2 separate regions of the Homo sapiens genome follow, and region 1 is linked to region 2. A link is an interaction called in ENCODE POLR2A ChIA-PET data of the cell type or tissue named here. Cell type or tissue: MCF 10A. All regions are shown on one strand. Links, peaks and the distances in the headings refer to the core of each region. The heading gives the core; the rest is flanking DNA. Region 1 holds the start of FETUB (fetuin B). Region 2 overlaps KNG1 (kininogen 1).

The links. ChIA-PET counts read pairs that join two places held together with the same protein. Peaks named below come from ENCODE experiments on the same cell type or tissue, not always from the same donor. Only the 100,000 strongest peaks of a DNase experiment are listed, where the experiment ranks them.
Region 1: POLR2A ChIA-PET joins it to region 2 with 12 read pairs; 4 of 35 experiments call an interaction of 5 or more read pairs at or near these places.

The regions. Positions count from the first base shown.
Region 1 is chr3:186,632,583-186,648,054 of GRCh38, forward strand. FETUB (fetuin B) reads left to right here and starts at 7,817. Exons shown (of 7, transcript NM_014375.3): 1 at 7,817-8,103; 2 at 8,448-8,558; 3 at 9,889-9,976; 4 at 12,169-12,338; 5 at 13,666-13,767. The coding sequence starts at 7,879. HRG-AS1 (HRG and FETUB antisense RNA 1) reads right to left here. Exons shown (of 3, transcript NR_187317.1): 2 at 9,372-9,546; 3 at 8,927-9,041. In MCF 10A, for the core only: no CTCF peak of the experiment used is centred there; a DNase peak (open chromatin) is centred at 8,039.
Region 2 is chr3:186,743,273-186,758,744 of GRCh38, forward strand. KNG1 (kininogen 1) reads left to right here. Exons shown (of 10, transcript NM_001102416.3): 10 at 1-1,138. Among named protein-coding and RNA genes, the nearest start is that of EIF4A2, 33 kb to the right of the region's middle. In MCF 10A, for the core only: a CTCF peak has its summit at 10,086; DNase peaks (open chromatin) are centred at 9,859 and 10,949.

The DNA of each region.
Region 1 (15,472 bases), core at 3,470-11,469, 110 kb before region 2:
GCCTATCACAGAGCAGTTACTTCACTCACTGGAGAAGAACTTACGACATTACTTGAATGAAGGAACTTTCTTCTTACCCCCTAAACTCCTGATCCACCAGTCCATGGAGGAGCCCAGAAAGTCAAGCTTCACAGCCTCTCTCTGCCTTTTTTTAATTTATTTTATTTTATTTTATTTTATGTTATTTTTGAGATGGACTCCCACTCTGTTGCCCAGGCTGGAAGGCAGTGGCATGATCTTGGTTCACTGCAATCTCCGCCTTGCAGGTTCAAGCTATTCTCCTGCCTCCGCCTACCAAGTAGCTGGGACTATAGGCACGCGCCACCACACACGGCTAATTTTTGTATTTTTAGTAGGGATGTGGTTTCACCATATTGGCCAGACTAGTCTCAAACTCCTGACCTCATGATCTGCCCACCTTGGCCTCCCAAAGTGCTGGGATTACAGGCGTAAGCCACCTCTCCTGGCCTCTCTACTCTTTCAAGATAAGTTTTTGTTTACTGTGCTTGGAACATTCAAATGAAGATCATTTCCTAATGCTTTATCCACTGCTGGTGTGAAGGCTATTGTTATAATATTTCTGGAGAGCAATATGGCAAATTATTATAATTATTACTTAATTTTTTTTTTGAGACACGGTCTTGCCCTGTCACCCAGGCTGGAGTGCAGTGGCACAATGATAGCTCACTAAGTGCTCAAACTCCTGGGCTCAAGTGATCCTACCACCTCAGCCTCTGAGTAGCTGGGACCATAGATACATGCCGTCAAGCTCAGCTAATTTTTAAAACATTTTTTATAGAAATGAGGTATTGCTGTGGTGCCCAGGCTGGTCTTAAACTCCTGGCCTCAAGTGACCCACCCACCTTGGGCTCCCAAAGCACCGGCATGAACCATTGTACCAGGCCTAATATGGCAAATTATATCAGAAGCTTTATCATTAATTATTGCCCTTGACCCAGTGATTCCATTTGAGGCATTTGTACTAAGCAAATTATTAAGGATATGAACAAAGATCTACTCACAAGAATGTTAATTGCAACATTGTTTATAATAGCAGAGAATTGGAAACAATCTACCTGTCTATCAAAGACAGTTGGCTTGAAGAACTGACTCACCTGTCAACAGACTATTGTGCAATAATTAAAAATTAAACTGCAGAAGTGGGTTATTTTATATGTCAAGATGGTCAGGATCTATTGTTGGATTTTAAAAGCAAGTTACTATATAGTAAGTATACTACTACAGTATTTTTGTATAAAAATGCATGTGACATATGCATACAGGAAAGTCTGGAAGGACATCCATCAACTATTAACAGTATGGTCAGATATTTTTGTCTTTTTATTTGCTTTTTAATTTTCTGTAAGGTGCATATCACTTTGGTAATATTCTTCTAATGAGAAAAAAAGTTTAAATAACTTGTATTGAGTTCTCTAAGCCCTCCACCCAGCTCCATTCATAGTCATAAATACTTTTGGACCAAAAGAAAGAAGAAAACAATGACCAATTACGAAGACTTACTGTTGGATGGGCATATATCACATACATGATCTCATTTAGTCCCATAAATATGCATGTTGTCTCCATTTTTACTGATGAGAAAACTGAGTGCCAGAGAAAATAAATGGTAGTTGTGCCTGAAGTCACACGGCTAGTAACAGATCTCATCTAGCGGATCTACCCAACTATAAGCTCCAGCCCTTTCCACTACAGCACACAGCAGAGGGCTCTCCTGAGAGCACCCACCTCTGAGGCCATGGTCAGCACTGAGAAGGGTGAAAATAAATCAGTTCCCAGGGTCATTGTCCTCTGATGTAAGCCCACCAGAGGTCAGGGACCTTTGCGTTAGCAGAAGCTGGGTCGAAGCCACGGGGGTGTATATTGGCTTGTAGTTAATGGATAACAATGTATTTGTCTGAGTATTGACCCATGATAAACAACAGCAACCAATATCATGCACTCACTGTAAACACCTGGCCAGAGAGTCTTGGGCTCAACTCCTGGCTGGATGTGTGGTCTTAGGCAGGTAATTCAATTTCTCAGGATTTTGGTTACATCATTTCAAGAAAGTAGGGTTTGGCCTACTGACTCCCTAGGGACTCTTCAACCTCTAACACTTTATGATTCTTTGATGAGTTGCAGATATCATGCACTTTTCTCTTTATCCCTAAGTATCTCAGGGTCTAACTTTCTCTTACATAATCACCATATAGCTATCAAATTCACAGAAGTTAACATGTATACATTATTACATAATTTGCATTCCATATACAAAATCTGCCAACTACCCCATGATGTTCTTTAGAGGAATTTTAACTTCTTATCTCAAGAGCCAATCCAGAATCAAACTGATCACATGTTCATTTAGTTATGTAGTCTCTTTAGTCTCCTTCAATCTAGAACATTTCTCCAGCCTTTATCTCTCATGAATTGACATTTTGGAAGAGTACAAGCTAGTTGTCTTGCAGAATGCCCTTCAATTGGGTTTGTCTTGTCTTTCCTCATAATTAGCGTAGGTTACCTGTCCCCTCTGGAATACCATAAAAGTGATGTTGTGTCCTTCTCAGTGCATCGCATCAGGAAACACATGGTATCTGTCTGGCTTGTTATTGGTGATGTTGATTTTGATTATTTGGTTAAGGTGATGTCTTCCAGGTTCCTTTGGTATATAATTATAATTTCTCCCTTTACAGTTATTAAGTAATCTGTGGGGAGATACTCAGAGACTATGTAGATAACCTCTCCCATTTCAAATATTTACTCCCTAGTTTTAACATATATTGATGATTCTTGCCTGGATTTGTTACTACAATGATGATTGCAGAATGGTGATTTTTCTAACTATCATCTCTTCTATGTTTAGCAATTGGCATTCTATCATAAGCAACAAAAGCCTATACCTCCCAACAAAGCCTCATGGGATGAAATGTACGTACCTCACATTTAGCACAGCGCCTGGCATTCAGTAGGCAGGTGGTCGTGTTAATTCCCCTTTCCTTCTTTGGTCAGGGTATGGGTAGTACTGCTTATGATGGAATTTGGCAATAAAACTACCCATTGGGAGTGACAGCCATAAGAACCAGCAGCACTGGGTGAAGCAGTCCATCTACAGGGTTGCTGCACTCTCTGAGTTGGCTTGTAAAGATGTTGATGAGGTAATCTGGGAAGAGCCCAGGTCTGTGCAAAGTGTAGGGCAGCTCCTGCGAAAAAAGACTGTACCTAATTAAAGCTTAGCCTTCTGCCTATCACCCTGCCTTCAATTCAGGATTTAGGGTGTATGCCTGGCACTGGAATCCAGCTAACCACCTGTATTGTTACCAGGTGTTCTGAAGTGACAATGCAATCTGTTCGCCAGATATAAAAGGACAATCAGAGAGGAAGAACTTGTCAGCATTTGTCCAGCCCTGCTGGAGAGCCACTAGGAGAGGCATCAGTCTCCAGTACAAATTAACAAACCGGCTGCTGGCTTATGTATCAGTTGCCTATGCATAGGGTCAGTATACTCACCCCCAGGCCTGAACAACTCTGGGTCCTCAGGAACCCTGAAGGTGTGACTGGCAAAGCTGAGGCCCTGGCTCGGGAGCTGCTTCCCTGAGAGGACTGCGCCTACAGCATCCTTGACATCTTTTCATAAACCAGCACAACTGTGAGTATGAGATATGGCTTGAAGATCCTACCTGCCCCCTTCTTATCTTTTAGAATTTCTTTGGTGAGGTACTAAGGGCAAACTGCATGCCAGGCACTTAGTGTATAAAATCTCCCCTGGTCTTCACGTCCATCCTGTGGATTAGCTGTAGCCTCAGAGAATGTGAGAAACACATCCTTGGACAGACCTGATGAGTGGCGGAGCTGGGATTTGAACCCCTGTGCTCTTAGCCATACCGCCATAGGGATTTGTGGAGGAAATCCCACTTTTGATGCTATAAGGCAGATTTGCCCTAAGAATATTTTTGATTCCGAAAAGTGTTCTCTAAACATTTTGATTTTTTTCCACACATTGTCTAAATATGGCTGATAAAAGTAAGAGGAAGAGGGAGATTCCAAACATAGGATACTTCAGGAAGGAGTCAAGGAGAAACTGCCACAAGGTAGCCCTGAGGCTAGCAGGTGGTTTGGGAGCAGCAAATACTATCCCAATGACAGAGGAGACAGCTGCGAAAGTTGCAAGGACATAGAAAGTAAACGACGTGATTTACAGTTTTCGCCTTTACAGCTCCTGCAGGAAAAGTGAACGCTCTGTTAAATACGCTCCCTGCCTTGTGCCTCAGGCATACTCTGTTCTTCCTTCAAGCTCCAGAGTGAATGTTACCCCCTCTAGGAAGCCTGTCTTGACTTCCCCAGTAGAACTAGTTTCTCCCCTTGGTGCGTTCCTAGCATCCACTCCTTGAGGGCAAGAACCATGCCTTCTTCTCTGAAGCCACATAGGTTGGATGCAAACCCTGGCTGTAAGACCTCAGGCAGGCAATGTAACCTTTCTGTTCCTCAGCCTCCTTATCTGTACAATGGGAATAATAGTGGCACCTACAGGCCTCGGTTGGTCATGGGCTTACATGAGAGAAGGAACACAGAGTGTTTAGCACAGGGCTGGGCACACACTGAGAAATATCAGTTTCATATATAGTGCCGGGCTTTGGCAGTGGTTGGAGGAGATGTTCATTCAGTGTTTGTGGAAGGAAGAAAAGATAAAGGGAGGAAAGGGAAGAGAGAGAGAAACACAGCAACTAGCTGTAGAGACCATCATGTACCAGGCAGCTCCCACCTGGTATTTTGGAGCCATGGCTGCCGTCCAGTTTTGCTAAGTACACATCCTGTCCCCTTAGGCCAAGACTTGGTACCTAGATTTCTAATTCCCCAGATGCCTAATCACGTGTGCTGTGTCTCTCTCAGCTCTGCAGCCAACAATGTCTCACCTGTCTGATCTCTCCCTGTTCTCAAATCAATAATCCTAAGTCACTGCCCTGGATCACACCTGTGTCAGGAGGTGGGCAGGCCAGGGAGCCCCCTGCCTCTCCCTCCTCACTCAGGGAAAATCAGCCTTGTTTCTCCCAACCTGGTTCACCTGGCGATGCATCCATTCAAGTGTAACCAGAAAAAGGCCACTGGCAGAGTCACATAAGAATCTGCACCGTGGGAGACAAAGTGAGGACCACAGGGTACAGTCACAGCACTGACAGCTGTCCTTGGACATTGTCTCTGGACGTCCTGTGCACCAGGGCTGTGCTAAGCACCTTTGCATACTTCCCCTGTGATAAGTCCATATTGCAACCTCAGGAGATGGAGAATCCTGCTACCTTCCTTTTACATGGGAGGAGCCTGAGGCTCCCAAGAGCTAGACCTGGGCTGTCTGATAAGGTACCCACATGCAACTCTTGAGCGTCTTAACTGTGGCTACTCCAAATTGGGGTATGCCATAGTGTGAAACAAAGAATGTAAACTGTGCCTTTCATAATTTTTATGTTAATCACATATTGAAATTATAATATTTTGGATTGACAGGTTAAGCAAAATATTGTTAAAATTAATATCATCTGTTTCTTTTTACTTTTCGAATGCAGATACCAGAAATTTTAAAATTAAATATGTAACTTGCATTGTATTTCTATTAGACACACTGGATTCAACAAAACCTAGATTGATCTATCTCCACAGCCTTGTTCTTCACTCCTGAGCAGAAATTTAACTTCCATGCTGATACTAAAGTTGTTCCCATATGTGATGGGAACCAAACACAAGTGTACCTGGGTTGGGCTTCTAGGGAAAGAGGAACTCTATTCTCTTTCTACAGGCAGGTGCAACTGTGCATGTATACATATGCTGGGAGTGCCATTGTTTTATGAATAAGGAAACAAAATGCTGTGTGGCACACCCAGTGTCACAGGCCCTCTTACCGTGCAGTGGAAGAGGTGGAATTTAAACCCAAGACTGCCTGACACCAAAGGCTGGACTCTTCCCCTGCTTCCTCTCCCAGGGCTCCCATACTCCACAGCCTAGGAGAAGGCCAGCTCAGGTTGTTTGAGACTGGGTTGAAACCCAGGTGCATAAGTGGTGGTGCACGATTTCCATGTTATTGGATCTTTTTATCTGTTTGAGTCCTGCCTTTTATTTTAGTTGCACTCATGGCCTTCACCTATATAAGTCTAATATATTCCTCAGGTCCCAGACCATTCTCCTCCTCTTTGTTCTGCATCCTCAGGCCCCAGATCCTTCTCAACCTCTTTCTGTACGTTGCTCAAGCTCAATGAATGTTTGTCTCCTCACTGGCTGAAGCTAAACCTTTGTTGTGCCCCAGAATCTGAATGTCTGGTTTCTGTACCCATTTTGCTAGTATCGTTCCTATTTGAAAACAATGCCTACAGCCCACATCCACAGAGCTGGGATCTTTAGATTTGGGTTTTTCAATCAATCCTCAAAAACTATTTCTCTCCAGAAATTAATTAGGGCTGTGCCTCAGTTAGTTTTATGTAGTTATAACAGAATATCAGAGACCAGGGAATTTATAATGAACAGAAATTACTTTGGCTCATGGTTTGGGGGGCTGGGAAGTCTAAGATCGAGGGGCTATACCTGCTGAGAGCCTTCATGCTACATCATAACATGGTGGAAGGCATCACACAGGTGAAAGGAAGAGAGAAGGGGACCAAACACATCCTTTTATCAGGAACTCACTTTCAAGATAATGGCATATTCCATTCATGAGGGTGGAGCCCTCATCAGGATAGGATAATCCTCTCAGCATTACACAATAGCCACCACTGTGTACCAGCAAGCACACAGAAGGATTCAGCAGTTCCTAAACTTATTTGAATGCAGAATCCTTGGACAGGGACAGGAAGGAAGAGAAGGGCTAGGAGTAGGGAGAGAGTTAGGGGGTGGTTACTCACCTCATGGACTAGGGCTTTATAGAATGCCCTTCATGATAACCTCTTCTAGAGGCTTCTTTCCCATTTTGTCTCTTTTCTCTCATGACAAACTACTGCTGATATGTGTTTTTTGTTGAAATACAGTTTTTAAAAGATAATTGTCTTTTGTATGGTCCCAATAAGTAGAACCTTTCTGAATCACAAATAGAAGCTAAAAAAAAAAAAAAAAAAAGAAGGCAAGAGTCCCAACCAATGTGTTGCCACCCACCTGCCCTTCAGTATCTTTCTTTTAGCAAGAGTATGGGGCTTTAGTCTCTTAATGAGCTTGCTTCCATACATATGCATAAAAGGAAGAATAGGCTTGAAATACAATGTGAGAACTTTTTATATCTCTTTGACTTTTTCCCCTTAAGTAAAGTCATTGTTTAAAAATAACTTAAATGATGATAAGTAGAACATTTTCCACCCAGATGGCCAAAGTGCTTAAGGAATCTCAACTGTGCTTCTGGCAGATGACTGTGGGGTTCAACTACCTCCCTGATCTAACAAGGGCTTTGCACACAGAGTGTCAGCCAGGAAGTCTGAATTCACCAAGCACCACTGGGACATAAGATAACTATTAGAGTGGCCAAGGAGACCTCCACAGCAAAGGTGTTAGGGGAGAGGGGGAGAATGGGACAGTCCTCCATATTCCTATTCAGGAGGGGACCTGCAAATCAGAATCTAATCATAAGAGCCTTGAACAAATGTTATGATTTCTCAGGAAACAGTTGGGAAACTTAAATTCATTTGTATGTACAGGTGGATATGAGGTTGCTCAAGGGTCTAAGGTTAGAATCATTGGGAAATGCTATCCAAAGTACTGACTTAGGAAAATCCAAGTTCAGAATTCAAGGTGAACTTGGTTAGCCCTTCCAGTTGTAACAAAACCGCTCAAGTCTGCCTTAAAGAGCCTTACAAGCCAGCCAGTCCCTGCAGCTCCACAAACTGACCCATCCTGGGCCTTGTTCTCCACAGAATGGGTCTGCTCCTTCCCCTGGCACTCTGCATCCTAGTCCTGTGCTGCGGAGCAATGTCTCCACCCCAGCTGGCCCTCAACCCCTCGGCTCTGCTCTCCCGGGGCTGCAATGACTCAGATGTGCTGGCAGTTGCAGGCTTTGCCCTGCGGGATATTAACAAAGACAGAAAGGATGGCTATGTGCTGAGACTCAACCGAGTGAACGACGCCCAGGAATACAGACGGGCAAGTAGGGACAGTTCCCACTCTGGGGCAGGGATGTGGGCAAGCTGGAGAGACTGGCCAGGGTGAGGGAACCCAGAGACACCCTGGCAGGTGTTTTCTGTATTGGAAGCCCTGCCGAGAACTCTCTGTTCTCCTCTGCCAGGGTCAGCAACAACGCACTTATTGTTAGTAAAAACAAGTGTTAACAGTGATCCTACTCTGACACTTGTGTCAGATTTAATGGTTTACGGGGAATCTTCACAAATATTCTTTGGCTTTGCCATAAAGCAGGGGTTTTTTTGTGTGGTCTTTCTAGGTTTCTACTTCCTGTGAAATGTATTGCATTTCTCTACCCCTTCCCACAGGGTGGCCTGGGATCTCTGTTCTATCTTACACTGGATGTGCTAGAGACTGACTGCCATGTGCTCAGAAAGAAGGCATGGCAAGACTGTGGAATGAGGATATTTTTTGAATCAGTGAGTGCTTGTTTTTATAAACCATTAAGGGCCCTAGGGAAAGCAAGTAGGTACACTCTTTCTACAGGGTCAAGGGTGCTCAATATCTGTCATCTTTTAAATGGCCCACTTTATAATCTCCTGGCAGGTGCCCATAAGCTTATTCTAATGCTCTAGACAGAACAAAGTTTAATTCATGAGAGGGGTTTCTGAGAAGTCCCATTGGGGTCATGCAGAACAGAATGGAAAAGTTGCCCCAAGTTGTGTTTTTACCTCCAAGACCTTCCGTTAGGCTCTGAACCAGTGTTTCAATTGTGAGAAAAAGACCTGAGGTGTGAATATTCTGGACGTGGGGTTAATGTAGACTGCAGAAGTGATGGAGGTAGAGCTTTGTCTATTTGTTTTATTTTGCTTTGTTTCAATAAACTCCGATGCCAGGTTTGAGGGGAGGAAAATGGATGACTTGCAGTATGAAAGCTCTCAAGGGCGCCGTGTAAGGATTTCCTGAAACCACAGAGCATAATAAAGGGCCTCAGAATTAATCTTCTAAAGATGATCATAGAAGAGACTTGAAAATAGATAATCCATTTCATTTCATTCTTAATTATCCTGGGATGATTTTCAGTAATTGATATAAAACTTTACAGTGTGAGTACAGAATAGTGATGTAAGTGTTTAGAAGAAAACTATTTGATCAAGATATTTTCCTAATCATGTAGCCAATTGGTCAAACTGTACCCAACTTGATTTTGAAAAGTGAATATCCTGTTGTGAATTATATTTGTTATGGTGACACTAGCTACTAAAACACAGACACAAAAACTGTATACTCACTCTAACATGATAGAAGTTCATTTCTCACGCATGTAAAGTTGAAAGTAGAAGTTCCTGATTAGATGGGTGCTTTGCTCCAGGGGTGATTTGAGACCCAAGTTTATTCCACACTCTGGCTCTAGACTCTGCAGCCTCAGCTCACGACTTCCATGGTTACCTGCTCATCTGCATCAAGCTGTGCACAGAGAAAGAGCATAGAGGACAGTGAGAACGTGGGAGACCCTTATGAGCCAGATCTGGAAATGGTTACACCTCACTTCTGCTCACCTTCCTGTGGTTAGAACTCAATTATACACAGTCACACGTGTTGGGGAGGCTTGGAAACATATTCTAGCTGTGTCCTAGGGAAAGGTTAAACAGTTTGATCATCAACTGCAGTTCCTCCCAGCCAAAACCACAGAATTTGATCTTAAGTTTCTAACTACTTTAAAAGAAAATGTCTGACTTTAATTTTGGAGGTATTTTAAAAGCTCATAGTTGCATTCGCTATGTCATAAAATGCATTTGTTGGTTTCAGGTTTATGGTCAATGCAAAGCAATATTTTATATGAACAACCCAAGTAGAGTTCTCTATTTAGCTGCTTATAACTGTACTCTTCGCCCAGGTAAGAAATCACTACGATTTTGTTAGTTTTAATAAAGGATGGAAAAGAGTACTTAACCAGGTCTTTGCCAAGAATGTATAGGGTATCTCTCATTCTTATTTTCTGTTTATTCTTAATGCCAGTTTCTTAATATTTCCAGTACTTACCTCCTTACTGAAATTCATACTATACTGCTCCTCTTCCCACAATTAATCTTACTAAACTACCTCTACATTTATATGCTGCATCAGATCTTACATTTTCAGTCTGACATAAATGGTATAATTTCTATGACTGTTCCCTCAGGCTTCCTTTCTTGCTATCTCTGCCATTATTTCCCAGACTACACCAACTCTTCACTCCATTCTACTGGATGCCACCCTGTTTTCTGAACATGCACTGCAATTTCCAGTCTCTGTGTCTTGCTTGTGCCTCTCCCTCTGCTGAGCATGCCCTCCCCTGATGACCTCTGACCTTGGGACACACCTATTCTTTAAGGACCAACACCACTTCTTCCACAGTGTTCTCTATTCTAGAAAGGAATGGTGCTTTTGTAATCTGCATTCCTATAAAATTTTGTCTAAACTACTCAGGGAACACATAATGCACTGCCTTGATTTGAGGGTCGCATATCTTACATCATGTAGAATAGTTTCTCCTTTCCTCCTCCTGCTGCACCCTTCCTCAGTTCCCACCAAGTAGAAGGTGTCAATAATGTTGTTAAGTAAATAATTGGACTAGAAATGAGGCTGAAACTTAATGACACTTGAAATATGCACATGCATTCATTTGGGACCTTCCTTTTTTCAAGGGAAGGTCTTTGGAAAGAGAGCATCCACAGTGCAGGAAAACAGAATTTGGTCCCCTGTCGAACAACTACGTGCGTGTCGCTCCCCTGGTGGATCCTGTGCAAGTGTAGATTCTGATTCCACAGGTCTTGGTCAGGACCTGAGATCCTGCATCTCTAATAAGCTCCAGGAGATAAGAATGCTGCTGGTTGCTTTGAATAACAAGGCAAGCGAGCAAACATTTTGTTAGGCACAGTTTAAGGTTCCTGGTTGTGAAGGCAAGATTCACAGAACAGCAAGTAGTAAACAGTCTCAGGACTTAAATGGAAGTCATAAGTATCAGAGCTATGGGAGGTCAGGAAGTGACAGGTGGTGATGATTCAGGAGTGACAAGCTGTAGCTGGAAGTCCCCCATTATCTCCACCAGTCCCCAAGTGCATGCAGATAAACACAAAATTTCTAAAAACAATGTGTTTGCTCTGCAAAAGCAGCTTCAAGATAAATTCTGTACCTTGACTTTCACACTAGGCTTATTGACCTCAGCTCCTCCCAAACAGAAATCTGACTGTACTTAATGTGATCATTCTACTCAGTCACACAGTGACTTGACCCATTTTGTTTTCTGGCTCACTTGCATTTTTCTTCTTAAAAAAATATTTAGTCTTATTTTTTATTGATAAATAATAGTTATACCTATTTATGGCATATATAGTGATATTTCCATATATATACTGTATTGTGATCGGATTAGGTTATTAGTATATCCATCATCTCAAACCTTTATCACTTCCTTGTGTCGGGAACATTCAATACCCTTCTAGCTATTTGAAATTTTATCTTATTGTTAACTGTAGTCATCCTACAGTGGTCCAGAACACTAGAATTTATCCCCCTATCTAGCTGTAATTTTGTATCCTTTGACAGATCTCACTTGCATTTCTAACCAAACGGGGTGCGCTTCTGCCTTCTACTATGCCATTCACTTATCCATTCATTCTACAAGCATTTACTAAGCACTGCCTATGTATCAGATATGATGTTCGGTGTTAGGAACTGAAAGGTAAATAAGATATTGCGGTAATGAAATCCCAATCTCTGAAGACAGTCTACTTTACAGGGTCAATAATGAGAAAAGATAGTGAACTAGTTGGAGGAAAAGGTCCTATTTTAATATACTATATTATGTGTCTTTGAACAAAATTCTCAGAGTAAATGTGTGTGAGGTGAAAACTTTGCTTTGTTCTGGTCTCTTTTTTAATTGTGAAAGTAATACATGGTCATTACAGAAAACACTGCTGACAGCTAACTTCTATTCCAGGGGTATATTCCAGAGGTAACTTCCTCACCCCATCCTTGCCTCTTTACAGTCATATGATTTATTGAAAATTAATAGCATTTAAAAACTTATGTTATTGGCATCAACAGTTTCAAAAAAAAAGATTTACATGACGTGCCCTGACTGCCCAAGCTCCATACCCACTGACTCTTCCAATCACCAAGTGCTGGAGGCTGCCACCGAGTCTCTTGCGAAATACAACAATGAGAACACATCCAAGCAGTATTCTCTCTTCAAAGTCACCAGGGCTTCTAGCCAGGTAAGGCTAAAACTGCCCAAGCCAGTTACACAGTGTGTCTCATAACTGTTGCTGTAGGTTCCTAAGCTGGGAGGAAAATGTCAAGGCACTCATTTTGATTAGAACCAAAATACCTTTCTCTACTTTCCCCACTTTGATAGACCTGATGCCCATTCTATCATGTTTCACTTTCTAAGTGATTCCATGGCATTTCTACAAGAGTCAGGCGGCTTGATTTTGCTTCCCTAACCTTAAGGCAAGAACAGAAATGAACTCCTAGTCTCCTTGGGGGATTATCCATACGTTCACCACTCACTGCTGTATTCTCAAATGTGACTGATCGTGGACCATTTTACAACATAACTTTTACTCTATTTTAAGACCAGAGTGGGTGTTGAATTTTATGGATTAGGGAAAATGAAGGCTCATTTGTATTTAGATTATGTTGATTTCTTTCCTTCTTTCTCTATTTCATTCTTTCTTTTTATTTTTTGAGACAGAGACACTCTGTCACCCAGGGTGGACTCAAGTAGTCCTCCTACCTCAGCCTCTCAAGTAGCTGAGACTCCAGGTGCATACCACCACACCTGGCTAATTTTATATTTTTTGTAGAGATTGGGTCTCACTATGTTGCACAGGCTGGTCTCAAACTCCTGGACTCAAAACAATCCACCCGCCTTGGCCTCCCAAAGTGCCAGGATTACAGGCATGAACCACTATACCTGGCCGATATTTCTTTCATAAGCAGAAAAATCTAAAAGACAATTCTACATGAGGAAAAATAAACAAATCAAAAGAAGGTGTTTAGGGCCCATTCAAATCTTTTTTTTTTTTTTTTTTTTTTTTGAGACGGAGTCTCACTCTATCGCTAGGATAGAGTGCTGTGGCGCGATCTTGGCTCACTGCAACCTCCAACTCCCTGGTTCAAGGGATTCTCCTGCCTCTGCCTCCCGAGTAGCTGGGATTACAGGCATGCGCCACCATGCCCAGCTAATTTTTGTATTTTTAGTAGAGATGGGGTTTCACTATGTTGGCCAGGATGGTCTTGATCTCCTGACCTCGTGATCCGCCCGCCTCGGCCTCCCAAAGTGCTGGGATTACAGGCGTAAGCCACCGTGCCCAGCCTCAAATCTTAAAGAAGAGAAGAAAGGTGTGAGATTATGTTTTCTTAATAACTAAATCATGGTACATGGTTTGATCAGTGTGGGGATTTGCGGAACAACAGATATGTGCCTTGACAATGCCTCTGGTGACATATTGTTTCTGTAGATATAACGCTGCCAAACCTGAGTCTTTTCCCTAGGCAGAAATGTTTGATTTTTATGTCTCAACTCTTGTCTCATAACAGTGGGTGGTCGGCCCTTCTTACTTTGTGGAATACTTAATTAAAGAATCACCATGTACTAAATCCCAGGCCAGCAGCTGTTCACTTCAGTCCTCCGACTCTGTGGTGAGTTTTCCTGAATGTCTTCATAATTTGAGTGTTCACAGATCATCTCTAAGTGTTTGTGGAGCATAAATTACATATGAGGTGTCATAAGGCATGAGATGCTTTTCTTCCCCTCAAGGAGCATCTGACTAGTTAGAGATTAGACAGATCCAGACTGCATTCAATTGTAAGTGCAACTTTCATCAGTAGTTGCAAAAGTGATTATATAGAGCTGTAAAATATAGACATCTCAGTGATGGGTAATGGCCCTGCTTCAGTCTAACACAATCCAATTACGTTTGTAATATAGCATGGTGTTCCATTCCTTGGACCACTCTTTAAGAAGGACAAAGTCAAATAGGCCTTCATTCAAAGAGGCATCCAAGAGGGAAAGTATGCCTTGAAGTCATCTGAAATACACCTGGTGGGAATTTAACTTGGCACAATGTGTTGGAGTGCAACTGGGCAAAATGCACCAAAATACTTTTCCTCTCATTTACTTACAGTAACAGCTTTATTAAGAAATAATTCATACGTTGTAAAATTCATCCATTTAAGGTGTACAGTTCAGTAGTTTTTAGTATGTTCACAGAGTTGTGCCACCATCACCACTTTCTTATTTTAGGATATTTTCATCAGCCTCAGAAGAAACCTCATGCCCACTAACAGTCATTCCCCATTGCCACCTTACCAAGCCCCTGGAAACCACTTACCTACTTTCTGTTTCTATGGCTTTGCCTATTCTGGACATTTCATATAAATAGAATCATACAGCATATGGTCTTTTGTATCTGGCTTCTTTCACTTAGCATAGTGTTCTCAAAGCTTCTCCATCTATAAATAAATGTAGTTTTACCTCTTTGCATAATTTATTATGCAAATAATATTTTATTGCATAGATATTGTTTATTGTTTATCCATCTATCAGTTGATAAACATTTGAGTTGTTTCCTGCTATGAACAAGTGTACAAGTTTTTATGTACACATATGTTTCCATTTCTCTCGAGTATATACCTCAGAGTGGAGTTTTTGTCATATGAAAAACAACAAAAAAATGCTCCATGTTTAACCCTTTCACTGCTATACTGTTTTCCACTGTGAATGCATCAGTTTTGCAATCCCATCAGCAATGTATGAGGGTTTCAATTTCTCCACATCTTTGCCAACACCTATTATGATCTTTCTTTTGGTTATAGCCATCCTACTGGGCATGAATTGGTACCTCATCATGATTTTTATTTGCATTTTCCTAATAACTAATGATGCTGAGCGTCTTTTAATGTGTTTATTATCCATTAGTATGTTTTCTTTGGAAAAATGTCTACATAAATCATTTGCCTACCTAAAATCCAGTTGCTTATCTTTTCATTGTTGAATAATAAGAGTCTTTACATATTCTAGATACAATGTCCTTATCAGATATATATTTTTAAGTATTTTTCTGTCATTCTCTGGGTTGTCTATTCACTTTCTTGACAACGTTCTTTGAAATACAGAAGTTTTAAATTTTGATGAAGTTCTATTTATATATATTTTTTCTTATTTTGAATATGCTTTTAATGTCATATCTAAGAAACCATTGCCTAATCCATAATCACCAAGATTTACATGTGTAAAAATGCAAGGGATCCAGAATGCCAAAATAATCTTGAACAACAACAACAACAAAAAAATAGGAAGACATACTTCCCAAACTCAAAACTTACTACAAAGGTACAGTACTTA
Region 2 (15,472 bases), core at 5,078-13,077:
ATTATGGAATGTGATGCAAAGTTTGTTCCGAAATTTTATGAGGAAATTACTCTCTAGTCTCACTTTATAGTCTTTTTGCTATGACTTTGAAGACCATTGATTTTTGAGAAGCAGAATAATAGGATTGCCTTTCATTGCCCTATAGTGCAAAGAAGGTATATGCTTTATAACCAATGTTGTACTTTTGCCTAGAAAAACAAGATATGGCTTTAAATAGCTACAATCATCTTTGGATGTATATGTCACTGCTGCTTCAAGTTATTGGATGCATTTGAACCTCTGAGTTTGTCTTTCATTTTAAATATTGTCTGTTCTTTTAAATAAACAACCACAGATGTCAGGAAAAAGTCTTACCTTGTCAACTGGTTGCTCCACTTTTTAAAAATGATTGAATGATAACATCATATTAACTGCGTTTTACTATACTTACAGAGTCACCTAAGGTCCTGCGAGTACAAGGGTCGACCCCCAAAGGCAGGGGCAGAGCCAGCATCTGAGAGGGAGGTCTCTTGACCAATGGGCAGAATCTTCACTCCAGGCACATAGCCCCAACCACCTCTGCCAGCAACCTTGAGAGGAAGGACAAGAAGAAAGATGGGATAGAATTTAAATAGAGAAGAATGCCATTTTATCACTCTGCCTCTGGGTGAAATAAAGATCAGTCTTGATGTTCTAACTCTAATTCACAGTGGTCTCCTTTCAGCCCTACCCATTCTGCAGCAAATTCCAGCTGGTCAGAGAGTCAGTGCTGTGGCTCTGCCATGGAGGCTCATAACCCAACACTGGAACATTCCCTAGCCAAGGCAGAAGTCCTTAGGCGGGACTTCCTTACCACCACGGGTGCTAAAAGAAGAGTTAGTAGGTCATGCTTCTACCAGTAATCTAAGGACTCTCTCCTTCTCTTCTTCCTCTTTCTCCAGATTTCCAAGCCTTAGCTAAGAGTAATTTGGCTTGTTTAGTATTGTTTTCTTATGGTCCAGTTAATTACCAAAAATATTTTTAAAATCATCTCTGTTAATAGAATGTCTACCAACTTCTCACTATCAGAAAATACTCAACCTCCAAACAATTTGAAATTATCTTTCTGATCCAGGTAAAGAAGCAAATTGAAAATCAATAAAGTAAAAAGTGACGGAGATTTTAAATTTTCTGTAATAAAAACACTTATTGGGTTGGGCATGGTGGCTCACGCCTGTAATCCCAGCACTTTGGGAGGCCGAGGTGGGTGGATGACCTGGCGTCAGGAGTTCGAGACCAGCCTGGCCACATGGCGAAACTCCATGTCTAATAAAAATACAAAATTAGCCGGGCGTGGTGGCACGCACCTGTAATCCCAGCTACTCCAGAGGCTGAGGCAGGAGAATCACTTGAGCCTGAGAGGTGGAGGTTGCAGTGAGCTGAGATTGCACCACTGCATTCCAGGCTGGGTGACAAAATGAAATTCAGTCTCAAAAGAAAAAAAACATTTATCGAACACCTATTACAGCCATTTGCTATGCTAGATAATTTACTTTTGGCATATAACTTAATCCTCACAACCACTCTAAGGCCCCCATGAACATCATTCTTTTACAAGGAAACTGTAGTTCACAGTGCCCTGCCCAGGGTCATATAGTTAATAAGTGGCAGGGCTGGCATTCAGACTTAGACCTTTTGAACTCCATTACACCATGTCATCTGAAGGCTTTATTATTAATGTTGTCATTACAAAAGACACACCAAGTCACTGACTACAGTCACAGAGACCCAATAAATTAAAAAAAAAAAAAGGCATGCCAAGACAATGTCTGACTCTGAGAGGATCCTTGTCTCAATCCAAAATATCCTTATTAAATACCTAATTGTGGCTGGTGCTGTTCTGTGTATTGGTCAGGATAAACTGAGTTAAGCAGCAGTCACTAACTATTTACCATATGCTTCGCATGAGGTCCTGAGAGGAAAAGAAAGAAATTTTAAAAGACATAAATCCTTTCCCTCAAAGATCTTGCAATCCCATTGGCAAGTCAAGATGAAAGCATACGGAACAAAGATTTGATCCAGGCTGCAGTCTTTTGTGCAACAGTGAGTGAATGCAACCAATGTGACTGGAAGAAGTTGACTAGGTAGAGGGATCAGCTGTGAAAGGTAGTATGAAGCCCAGCTGGGAGTCTAGGCTGAAATATGCAGTAGAGTTCCTTCTACAGTCTTTGCCATACTCAGAGGGAGTTTGAGATAGATGATTCTGAAGGTTCTGGGTAGGGTGGATCAGAATGGGAAGAGAATGGAGTCAGGGTTCTGTTCTGGGTATTTCCTGACAATCATGTTTTAGCAGAAAAATAAGGGCTGATATATAAAGCCTATACCTCTCAGCTTACTCAACAACATGAAGTATTTCCACTTCAGGCCTTTGTTAGGTAACATAAACATGAGTTTCCCGTGACCCAGAAACTAACTTTCTTATTTTTTAAATATCTATACCAGCCGGGCGCAGTGGCTTCACGTCTGTAATCCCAGCACTTTGGGAGGCCAAGGCAGGCGGATCACTTGAGGTCAGGAGTGCGAGACCAGCCTGGCCAACATGGCGAAACCCCGTCTCTACTAAAAAATAATTAAAAAAAAAATTAGCTTGGTGTGGCGGTGGGAGCCTGTAATCCCAGCTACTGGGGAGGCTGAGACACGAGAATCGCTTGAACCCGGGAGGTGGAGATTGCAGGGAGCCGAGATCATGCCACTGCACTCCAGCCTGGGCAACAGAGTAAGACTCTGCCTCAAATAAAAAAAAAAAAAAAAAAAAAAAAGACCTAACTACCAAGCCAAAGTCACACCCCAAGTGTCTGGCCCTGGCTCTGGGGCCACACAGCTACATCGCTCCGTGCTTCTCTTCAGGGCAGGCATTTCCTGTCGTCGAGTCCAACGCACATTCCTCACATTGTCTACGCCTAGTTCCTCAAACAGGAGGCCCCTATTGGCTTTTTACTCCACTCTCCACTTCCTGCTTCTAAGCCTGGTTCCAAAGGAGTTAACTCACAGAAAGACACATGCTTTTCGGCCTCACCCCAGTCTGTCTGGCGCCCATGCTCCCCTTCTGCTCATACTCTGTACATTCACCTCGCGGGAAAGCCCAGACTCCCAAGGCTCCTCTGAGAAGATTTGAGAGGATCCAGCAGCTATATTTTAAAACTCACTCTTCCAGAAGCCCAGTGTCTCTCTCTCTATATTAAGATAGATGATCAAAAGCCAAAATGCCACTTCAACATCTTGCAAAAATGCTATGTTAAATTATTTAAGGTTGGCTGGGTGTAGTGGCTCACACCTGTAATCCCAGCACTTTGGGAGGCTGAGGCGGGTGGATCTCCTGAGCTTGGGAGTTCGAGACCAGCCTGACTAACATGGAGAAACCTCGTCTCTGCTAAAAATATAAAATTATCCGAGTGTGGTGGCACATGCCTGTAATCCCAGCTACTCGGAGGCTGAGGCAGGAGAATTGCTTGAACCCGGGAGGCAGAGATTGCGGTGAGCCAAGATCGCACCATTGCGCTCCAGCCTGGACAACAAGAGTGATACTCCATCTCAAAAAACAACAACAAAAAATTATTTAAGTTATACTTTCATCTTTTATTTCATAAGAATTTCCATTTGAACACCATTCTGTCTTTTGCAAAACTTTGAGGTATTGCCCAGTGTATCACATTTGAGGCAGTATAGTGAGGTGGTTAAAAACCAGAGTTCTGTAGTTACAGCCTGAGTCTAAAAACTGCCAATTTGCTTAACTTCCCAGTTTAAATTCTCAAAGTCCCAGTTTCCCCATGCAAAATATTACTTTAATAATGTACTTACCTCATGGGGTGTTATGAGAATTAAAAGAGATAAATTCTTGGCCAGGCACGGTGGCTCACGCCTGTAATCCCAGCATTTTGGCAGGCCGAGGCAGGCGGATCATCTGAGGTCAGGTGTTCGAAACCAGCCTGGCCAACATGGCAAAATCCCGACTTTACCAAAAAATACAAAAAGTAGCTGGGTGTGTGGTGGCGGATGCCTGTAATCCCAGCTACTCGGGAGGCTGAGTCAGGAGAATTGCTTCAAGCTGGGAGGTGGAGCAATTCATACAAAGTACATACAACATACAAAGTAAGAATAGGGCCGGGCATGGTGGCTCATGCCTGTAATCCCAGCACTTTGGGAGGCTGAGGCGGCTGGATCACTTGAGGTCAGGAGTTCGAGACCAGCCTAGCCAACATGGCAAAACCCCGTCTCTGCTAAAAAGCACAAAAATTAGCCAGGCATGGTGACAGGCACCTGTAATCCCAGCTACTTGGGAGGCTGAGGCAAGAGAATCGCTTGAACCCGGGAGGCGGAGGTTGCAGTGAGCCAAGGTCGTGCCAGTGCACTCCAGCCTGGATGACAGAGCAAGACTCCATCTCAAAAAAAAAAAAAAAAGAAAAAGAAAAAGAAAAAGAAAAGCTGCAGTGAGAGATGGATGCAGGGATGCCGAAGGGTTCCAGCCTGTTCTCCCTCGCCCCTCCTTGGCACTCAACATTTCCTCCACTGCTGGCCGTGCTAACCTATAGCCATAGTACACCTAACAGGGCAAGAGTCTTCCAAAGATTTCTCCACTAACTCCCCTGTGCAGTCCCTTGGCAGCTATATGTACCTGTCCAGTTTTCCCTAAAAGCTCTGACTTGTCCAGGAGCACCAATGCTTTTGGAAGGCTAATGAATAACCTTCTTCAGATCCTCCAACTCCCTTTCCCTGGACCTTATTTTCCTAGCTCCTCCCACAATGGCATTAGATTTAGATAAATCTCCTATGCCATAGGATTCACAGTGGTTCTGCTTCCTTGATGAAACCTTGACTGATGCACCAGCCTTTTTTTTCACCCTATCAATTTGTTACCAAAACACCAAGGGTTAGGTCTAGGCTCTGCTGCTTGCCACACAGAAAGCCAATCACTGACACGAGTGTTGCCAGTTAAGAAGGCTTTAATTGGGTGCTGCAGCCAAGGAGATGGGAGATCAGTCTCAAATCCATCTCCCTGACTGGCTAAAATTAGGGGATTATATAGCAGGGAAGAAATGTAACTACATACAGGAAAACAGGAATTAGGGAGGGGTAAGGAAGAGGAGCTGTTCAACAGGAAGCAGGTAGCCACTTAGGCAACCATGGTAGGTGAGGAGTCTGATGTCTTATTGCCTAGATGCAGTGATCTGGTAAGTTTCAGTTTATTGACACTATCTAGGAAGCCTGATGGTTGGATGCCTGAGAAAGAAACTGAGCAAAGACAAATGTAACTTCCTCAAGTTTCAAGACTGGGAGGATCAGTTTCTATGTTTATTCAAAAGAAGCCATAAATATCAGTTCTATGGGACAATTGGACCAGTTTCAGAGGTATATTAGGAGAACACATTCTATTGCTTTCAAATGCACAGCCAGGCCCGGCAATGCGACTGCATCTGAGCATCTTCTAAGAAAATAAAGGCTGGCCAGGTGAGGTAGGTCACGCCTGTAATCCCAGCACTTTAGGAGGCCAAGGTGGGTGGATCACCTGAGGTCAGGAGTTCAAGACCAGCCTGGCCAACATGGTGAAACCCCGTCTGTACTAAAAATACAAAAATTAGCTGGGCATGATGGCGGGTGCCTGTAATCCTAGCTACTCAGGAGGCTGAGGCGGGAGAATCGCTTGAACCCGGGAGGCCCAGGAGGCAGAGGTTGCAGTGAGCTGAGATTGCGCCATTGCACTCCGGCCTGGGCAACTGAGCAAAACTCCATCTCAAAAAAAAAAAAGAAAGAAAATGATTAAAGGCTGTTCCTGTCCTCAATGTCACACTTTAGAGAGAAGCACAGACACATTAAAAAATATATAAATCAGCATAAAAATTCCAATAGTAGAGGTGTGTTTAAGCTGCAATGAAAGCATAGAGAAGGAAGAATCAAGTCTGAAAAGCTGGAAGAAGCTAAGAGGGCAAAGACCTATCTCACACAGCATCATATTCCTAGGGCCCAGGCACAAGGCCTAACAAAAAATTAGTGCTCAATAAATATTTCTTGAGTTGAATTGAGTTAAACTGAATTTGTTCACAACACAGCGTTTAGCCCTAGGAATGCAGCATTAACAACACAAGCCGGGTGCAGTGACTCGCAGCTGTAATCCCAGCACTTTGGGATGCCAAGGCAGGAGGATCACTTGAGGCCAGGAGTTCAAGACCAGCCTGCGCAACATAGCAAGATCCCATCTCTACAAAAAATAACAACAACAACAACAACAAACCCAGATGTGGTGGCATGTGCCTATACTCCTAGCTACTCAGCAGGCTGAGAAGAGAAGACTGCTTGAGCTCTGGAGTACAAGGCTGCAATGAGCCATGATTATGCCACTGCACTCCAGCCTGGGTGACAGAGCAAGACCCTGTCTCTGAAAAGAAACAAAAATGAAAAGGAAAAACCAGACAGTTCACGCCTTTGCTCAGCTTACAATCTAGTGCAGCTCTTCACAAATTTTAGCACCAGAATCTTCTAGAAAACTTACGAAAACCGGCCGGGTTCGGTGGCTCACGCCTGTAATCTCAGCACTTTGGGAGGCTGAGGCAGGTGGATTACCTGAGGTCAGGAGTTCAAGACCAGCCTGACCAACATGGTGAAACCCCATCTCTACTAAAAATACAAAAATTAGCTGGGCGTGGTGGTGCATGCCTGTAATTCCAGCTACTAGGGAGGCTGAGGTAGGAGAATTGCTTGAACCTGGGAGCCGGAGGTTGCAGTAAGCGGAGATTGCTAACTGCACTCCAGCCTGGACAACAAGAGCAAAACTCTGTCTCAAAAAAAAAAAAAGAAAAAAAGAAAACTTATTAAAACCCCAATAGCTGGAGCCCATTTTCAGAGTTTCTCATTCAGCAGGTCTGTGGTGGGGCCCTAGAATTGGTATTTCTGACAGCTTCCCAGGAGATGTTGGTGCTATTGGTCTGGGTTGCATACTTTCAGAGCTACTGGTCAAGCGCAGTAGTTCTCAACCCTGGCTACTCATTGGAATCACTTGCCTAACTTTAAAAAATACCTTGCTAGAAGCATCAGCCCAGACCTATTAAAGGTAATTTTAATGTGCAGGTCAGCATTGAAACCACTGATATGACAAATAGGAGTAGTTAATATTATTTGCTTGCTTGCTATGTAACAGACACCACTTGAAGATCTAATACATATTATGACATTTATGAAACCCATTTTACAGGTGAGAAAACTGAGGCTCAGAGAAGTGAGATAAACTGGCTAAGATCATATAAGGCCAGCACAGTGGGTCACACCTGTAATCCCAGTATTTTGGGAGGACAAGGTGGAAGGATCGCTTGAGCTCAGGAGTTCAAGACCAGCCTGGGCAATATAGGGAGACCCTGTCTCTACAAAAACAAAAAAAAATTAACTAGCCAGGTGCTGGTTGGGCACAGTGGTTCACGCCTGTAATCCCAGTACTTTGGGAGGCCAAGGCAGGTAGATCGTCTGAACTCAGGAGTTCGAGACAAGCCTGGGCAACATCTCTACTAAAAAATGGTCGAGTTTTTTTTTTTTTTTTAACCCATTTCTACTAAAAAATACAAAAAATTAGCCAGGCATGGTGGTGCGTGCCTGTGGTCCCAGCTACTTGGGAGGCTGAGGTGGGAGGATCACTTGAGCCTGGGAGGCAGAGGTTGCAGTGAGCCAAGAGCGTGTCACTGCACTAAGGTGTGGGCAACAGAGTGAGACCCTGTCTCAAAAAGAAAAAAAAATTAACCAGGCGTGATGTACAGTATAGTACAGGTGTGTGCCTGTAGTCCCTGCTACTCAGGAAGCTGAAGTGAGAAGACTGCTTGAGCCCAGGAGGTTGAGGCAATAGTGAGCCTTGATTGCACTACTACGCTCCAGCCTGGGTGACAGAGCAATACCCTATTTCAAAAAAAAAAAACAAAAAAAAACCGCCCAGGCGCAGTGGTTTCATGCCTGTAATCCCAGGACTTTGGGAGGCTGAGGCGGGCAGATCATGAGATCAGGAGATCGAGACCATCCTGGCTAACACGGTGAAACCCCGTCTCTACTAAAAATACAAAAAAATTAGCCGGGCATGATGGCGGGTGCCTTGTAGTCCCAGCTACTCAAAAGGCTGAGGCAGGAGAATCGCTTGAACCTGGGAGGCGGAGGTTGCAGTGAGCCGAGATCGTGCCACTGCACTCCAGCCTGGGTGACAGAGCAAGACTCCATCTCAAAAACAACAACAACAACAACAAAAATTCACATAAGCAGGTGTTAGTAGGGGAGGTGGGACTGAACCCAGGTATCTCTGACAACAGAATCCATGCTTATAACCATCAGATGTCAGCACCACATGGGCCTCACAGAAACACAGCCCCTGAACTGCCCCTGATTTGAATATTGAATGATGAGTAGAAGTTCTCCAGGCGGGGAAAGGAGGAAAAGCATTTAAATACTGAGCTCCACACCTCTGGGAATGCCGAAGGAGAGGGAGGAAGTTAGAGGTATACTAGGAAAGATTTCTGAGCTGGGTAGGAGGGCAGGACGAGAGGATCACTGTGGCCCACCTTCCTCCAAGAGCCTAGAATTGTAGAATGAGGCAATCTAGAACCTGATGGCTGCTTTAGTTGTAGAAACCTAACACGGGACCAGGAGGAAAAGGAGAAAAATAGGAGCACTGACATTTGCTCGGAGTTGCACTGAAAGAATAATGAGCATATGCTCATTTACAGCATTTAGTTCTTTTTCGAACATAGACTGCTTGGTCCTGAAATTTTATCCGTCTGAAAACAACTGTATGCTAGTTATCATGCTCTATAAATATTCACAGATAAGAGCTAGGAAAATGTAGGGCGGAGGCTATCCATATTTATTCATTTCAGTGTTAAAATCCATGATTAATTTTTCTCCACGTTTCCTGATACGTGTATTCTTTCTTTTCATATGCTGGTTTATATTATATACTTTAGTGTTTAATGTGGAAAATTTAGAAAATACAAAATAATGCAAAGAAGGAAATAAAAACTATTGTAATCTCACTGGCCAAAGAAAACTACTGTTGAAATTTTGGGCTGGGTGTGGTGGCTCATGGCTATAATCCTAGCACTTTGGGAGGCTGAGGTGAGAAGATCGCTTGAGCTCAAGAGTTCAACACCAGCCTGGGCAACACAGTGAGACCTCACCTCTAATTTAAATAAATAAATAAACAAGGCCAGGCGTGGTGGCTCACGCCTGTAATCCCAGCACTTCGGGAGGCTGAGGCATGTGGATCAACTGAGGTCAGGAGTTCAAGACCAGCCTGGCCAAAATGGTGAAACCGTATTTCTACTAAAAATACAAAAATTAGCCGGGTGTGGTGGTGAGCGCCTATAATCCTAGCTACTCAGGAGGCTGAGGCATGAGAATCGTTTGAACCTGGAAGGCGGAGGTTGCAGTGAGTGGAGATCATGCCATTGCACTCCAGCCTGGGCACCAAGAGTGAAACTCCATCTCAAAAAAAAAAAAAAATTTAAAAATTTAAAAACTAAATTAAAAAAAAAAAGAAATTTTGGTTATGACTTTCCAGAAATGTTTTCTCCAAGTGTATGCATGTATTCCAAAAACAGAATCAGGCTGTAAATACAATATGTAATCTCTATTTTTCACTTGATATATATTGTGATCTTTTTTAAGTCTTTAGATTTGACTCTTATAAATTATTTTATAATTATAAATATGTGAATGCCTTTTAATAATGATGCACTGCCGGAAAACTGCAGTGGGTAAGAAAAGTCAGTCAGTATGGTATTTGTCATTGCTATTATTGTGCTGTCCTGTGGCTGCCGTCATGAAGTGTGGATCCATAACATAGGTGGAGACTCATCTGTGAGTCATTAGTAGCTGACTCAAGAGGAACCAACAGTGTTTACTCTCTGAATAGGTGTTTCTGCATTTGAGAGGTGATTCAACTTACATTTTTAATCTTGTTCGAGTGAGTAAGGATTCTTTGTGAACTTGGAGCGCTGGTAGAGTGCTTTTCCTCATTGCTAGTAAAATAGGAAATGGAGGGACTCCACGCAGAACCCCCTTCCCAAGTTTACCTTTCCTCCTTTGCAGGGAACTGCTGCCTCCCAGAGGATAAATGCGCAGGTGAAGGTCTTAATGGGAAGCCCATGGCCGCTGGGAGAATGTGTTTCTCTTCTTAATGAATGCATTTCCCTCCTTTCTTTTTCTTGTTCTTACAGGGTTTCTGTGTAATTTCAGTGTGTCTAAGAGTTTTCTTTTCTTTCCTTTTCTTTTTTCAGTTGGAGTCTCGCTCTGTCCCCCAGGCTGGAGTGCAGTGGCGCTATCTTGGCTCACTGCAAGCTCTGCCTCCTGGGTTCAAGCGATTCTCCTGCCTCAGCCTCCTGAGTAGCTGAGATTAGAGGCGTGCGCCACCACACCCGGCTAATTTTGTATTTTTAGTAGAGATGGGGTTTCTCCATGTTGGTCAGGCTGGTCTTGAACGCCCAACCTCAGGTGATCTGCCCACCTTGGACTCTCAAAGCGTTGGGATTACAGGCGTGGAGCCACTGCGCCTGGCCCAATTTTTCTTTTTTGTGCAGTATATTATTGTTATTTTAGGGATTCAATTCTTCTATGTCTTAGTCTTTTTTTTTTTTTAATTGAGATGGGGTTTTGCTATATTGCTCAGGCTGGTCTCGAACTTCTGAGCTCAAGAAATCCTCCTGCCTCAGCCTCCCAAAGTGCTGGGATTAGAGGCATGAGCCACTGTGCCCGGCGTATTTTAGTCATTTTAAATGTGTTCCTTTCATGTTCTCTTTTAGATAGTCTTTCCATTATCCGAAATTCACAACCATGAACCTGGCTGTTTGTTGTTGGTGCTGACTCGCAGGCATGGTAAGTCGTTTCCATGTATGTCTGGAGTATAAGTTCATCGGTAGCAGGGCTTGGTTTTTCCTGAGAGAATTCACTGTGAGAAAGAGTCTTGGCACGTCTGTTCTCTGTTGACACTTGCCGAGAGTCTTGGAACGTCACTGGGCTTGTACACATTTCTGTAAGTTCTCATATTAGAGTTTGGGGTACCACATAGGTAAAAAAAATTCAAACTCTAAACCCCTAGGAGAAACTAAACTCTGAGATGTTAACAGTGAGGGAACATGGGTGAGAGGAATATGGAGAAACTCTGTGTACTACCTGGCAATTTTTCTGCAAACTTACAGTTATTCCAAAATAAAAAGTATTTTTTAGGCCAGGCATAGTGACTCATGCCTGTAATCCCAGCACTTTGGGAGGCCAAGGAGGGTGGATCACTTGAGATCAGGAGTTTGAGACCAGCCTGGCCACCATGGTGAAACCCCGTCTCTACTAAAAATACAAAAATTAGCCAGGCGTGAGGGCGCATGCCTGTAATCTCAGCTACTCGGGAGGTTGAGGCAGGACAATTGCTTGAACCTGCAAGGCAAAGGTTGCAGTGAGCCGAGATTGTGCCACTGCACTTCAGCTTGGGCGACAAAGCGAGACTGTCTCATATATTTATGTATACATAAATATATATGTATAAATATATATATATACATATATATATATATTTTAATGAAGCCCCTAGATTACTAAAGCCAATTCAACCCTTAGGTAGTTTGGAAGGAAAATAAATATCCCCAAAATCAAAGTCAAGCTGGGAACTGCGTAGAGCAAACCTGCCTCCCATTCTATTCCTAAATAAGATAGCTACAAAGAGTTTAAAAAGCTACATACCTCCCTCACAATCTGCCCACCAGGAAATTCCCTGTGGACAAAGTACAGGCTGAACTCAAAGTCATCGCTCTGCTTACATGAGACAAATGCATATCTGATTGCTCCCTGTGCCCTGCTGTTTCATTAAGCCAGACTAAGACATAAGTGATGATTCCTGTAAATTGTGCATTCAGTGAAAGACTACTCAGAAACTCAAAAGAAACCATTTGTCTCTTATCTACCTACGACCTGGAAACCTCCTCCCTGCTTCGAGTTGTCCCGCCTTTCTGGACTGAACCAATGTACATCTTACAATGTACATCTGACATGTCTCATGCCTCCCTAAAATGTATAAAGCCAAACTGTGCCCCAACCACCTTGGGGCACCTGTTGTCAGGACGTCCTGAGGCTGTGTCACGGGTGCATCCTTAACCTTGGCAAAATAAACTTTCTAAATTGATCGAGGCCTGTCTCAGATACCTTTTGGCTTATAGTAGTCAGAGTCAACTTATATCCTTACTGGTCTTCACTTTCCTCCTCATTTGATATATCTGCAGATAGTCCTTTTCCCTTGCAAGCTCAGCTATGAATTTAAAATAATTTGTGTTCACCATGTTCAGTGGCTCACATCTGTAATCCCAGCAACTCAGGAGGCTGAGACAGGAGGATTGCTTGAGATGAGGAATTCAAGACCAGCCTAGGCAATATAGCAAGATCCCCATTTCTTAAAAAATTAGCCAGGTGTGGTGGCACATGCCTGTAGTCCTAGCTACTCAGGAGACTAAGGTGAGACTATAGCTTGAGCCCAGGAGTTTGAGGCTGTGGTGAGCTACGATTGCACCACTGCACTCCAACCTGGGCAACAGGCCGAGACCCTATCTCTGAAAAAGAAAAATTGTGTCATAATTTATCTAGTATTTGTGAATGTTATCAGGTCATATGAATTCACTACACATAGCCTTAATTCCACATTTTCTCTTTAACCCACACTAATCAAGCTTTCATCCCTACCACTGAATTTGTTCTAGTCAACATTACCAATAGCATCCATCTTGCAAATCCAGTGGTCATTTCTTAGTAGTCATATTAATCTTTCGTCAGCATTTACACCTTCAAGAAATCCCTCCTTGAAACTCCATATTCTCTTGGTTTGTCGCACTCTCTTCTTTTTCCTACCTCTCCTCAGTCTTCTCTGCGGACTCATACTCCTTTGCTGATCTTTAAATGTCGAATATGGCTGGGCGCAGTGGCTCATGCCTGTAATCCTTGCACTTTGGGAGGCCGAGATGGGTGGATCACCTGAGGTCAGGAGTTTGAGACCAGCCTGGACAACATGGTGAAACCCCGTCTCTACTAAAAATACAAAAATTAGCCGGGCATGGTCGTGGGCACCTGTAATCTCAACTACTCGGGAGGCTGAAGCAAGAGAATTGCTTGAACCCGGGAGGCGGAGGTTGCAGTGAGCCAAGACCTTGCCAATGCACTCCAGCCTGGGCAACAAGAGTGAAATTCCATCTCAAAAAAATTAAATAAAAATAAATGTTGAATATTTCTGGACTCAGCCCTCTATTGAGTCTCATAATTCTATGCTCATTCTCTAGGTAATGCCATCCAGTCCAGTGATTTTTAGTGCCATATATATGTCAATGACTCCCATACTGAGATCTTCCAACCTGATTTCTAATGCCCAACCCCTGTTGCAGGCTTATATATACAACTTTATATAACTCCCACTTAACATCCCTGTTTGAATGTCAGGCTTAATATGACCGAAACAGAATTCTCAGTTTGGTGTCAACAATAGTAGCAAAGAGAACAGAGAAGTGAATCACTATGGCATAGCAAAAACCTCTTTATGGGATACTAGGTAGGCTTTTGAGAACACACATGGCCCTTCCCAAGTCTAACAGTATGACACGGAAGAAAACATTTCTCTACATGACCATCAAATGTCAGGTGTACCTTCATGAGGGCCTCAATCCAGAGGTCTTTTTATTCACTATTTTTGGAGAATAAACCTCTAGCCAGAGTGGAGGAGGGAAAGCTGCCTAATTACCTGTGGCAGGGGAAGAAATTCCTGAAGTTCCACTGCGTTTTCAACAGATTTTCAACCAGCGTCCATGTTTTACTCTCACGTCCCCATGTCCAAAGGCACATGGTGCCGCCAGTTCCTTGTCTTTGGGGTCTTTCCGCAGCTTAGATGAGGTTGCTTATCAGCTTTCCTCACTTCCCTTTTAGGACTAAGCTTTCTCCCGTCTGCTAATTTTGTCATCATTTTCCCATTTGCTTTCCAATTTAAGCAACTTTGTGGGCTGTTGTCTCTTTTCCAATTTTCTTTAGTGTTTAAGTACTTTTTTTTTTTTTTTTGAGACAGGGTTTTTCTGTCATCCAGGCTGGAGAGCAGTGGCATGATCTTGACTGACAGCAGCCTCCACCTCTCCGGGCTCAGATGATCTTCCCACCTGCAATACCACACCCAACTCATTTTTTGTATTTTTTTGTAGAGGCAGGGTTTCGTCATGTTGCCTAGGCTAGTTTCAAACTCCTGGGCTCAAGGCATCCGCCTGCCTCAGCCTCCCAAAGTGCCGGGATTACAGATACGAGCCACCGCGCCCAGACTTTAAGTCTTTTTTAATAACACTTTTTACTGTACTTTAGTGAGCTTTCAGGAGAGAGTAGAAGCTAAAGAGCAATCTTCTGATTTTAACCAAAAATCAAGACTGTAATCCATAGAGACGAAATCCCGTTTGAAGAGGAGGGGCAAGGAGAAGCCAAGGTAGGGCCATGGGAGCCCTGGGGAGCCTCAAAATCCACCTAGATCCACACACTATTCAGAGTTCCCTGGGAAGCCCTGAAACCTCAATTCCCACTAATTAGCCGACAGGATTGCCCTGGGGAACTCACATCTCAGTTCACGCCAGCAGAGCACTTAAACAACTATCTTGAATAAATCCTTTAATCTCCGTACAATCCAACACCTTCCAGGCCCTATAAGAACCAAGGGCACTGCAAGGAAAGCAGCCAAAGTTGGAAAATAGGTGTCCCGCAGGCATATTTAGTAATTATGCCTCAGCGTGTACATCCATTCCTAATGATTCCTCACTGTCTACAAACACAACTGAGAGATCAGATAGAGATTGCGTACCTCTATTTTATCAGACTTAGATCTGATTAATCTAAATTCCCATATACTTATAGAAATGCATGCCCTGACTCTGCTTTTGAAACTTGGAACATCACTAGGTTCACTTTCTTTTTTTTTGAAACAGGGTTTCACTCTGTTGCCCAAGGTGGAGTGCAGTGCTGCAATCTCGGTTCACTGCAACCTCCAACTCCCGGATTCAAGCAATTCTTGTACCTCAGCCTCCAGAGTAGCTAGGATTACAAGCGCCTGCCACCACACCTGGCTAACTTTTTTGTATTTTTAGTAGAGCCAGGGCTTCGCTATGTTGGCCAGGCTGGTCTCGAACTCCTGGCCTCCAGTGATCCACCTGCCTCGGACTCCCAAAGTGCTGAGATTATAGGCGTGAGCCACTGCGCCTGGCCTACTTAGTTCACTTTATTTTTTTTAATTTTTTTGAGATGGGGTTCCGCTCTTGTTGCCCAGGCTGGAGTACAATGGCGTGATCTTGGCTCACCGCAACCTCCGCTTCCTGGGTTTAAGCAATTCTCCTGCCTCAGCCTCCTGAGTAGCTGGGATTACAGGCATGTGCCACCATGCCCGGCTAATTTTTTGTATTTTTGGTAGAGACAGTGTTTCTCCATGTTGGTCAGGCTGGTCTTG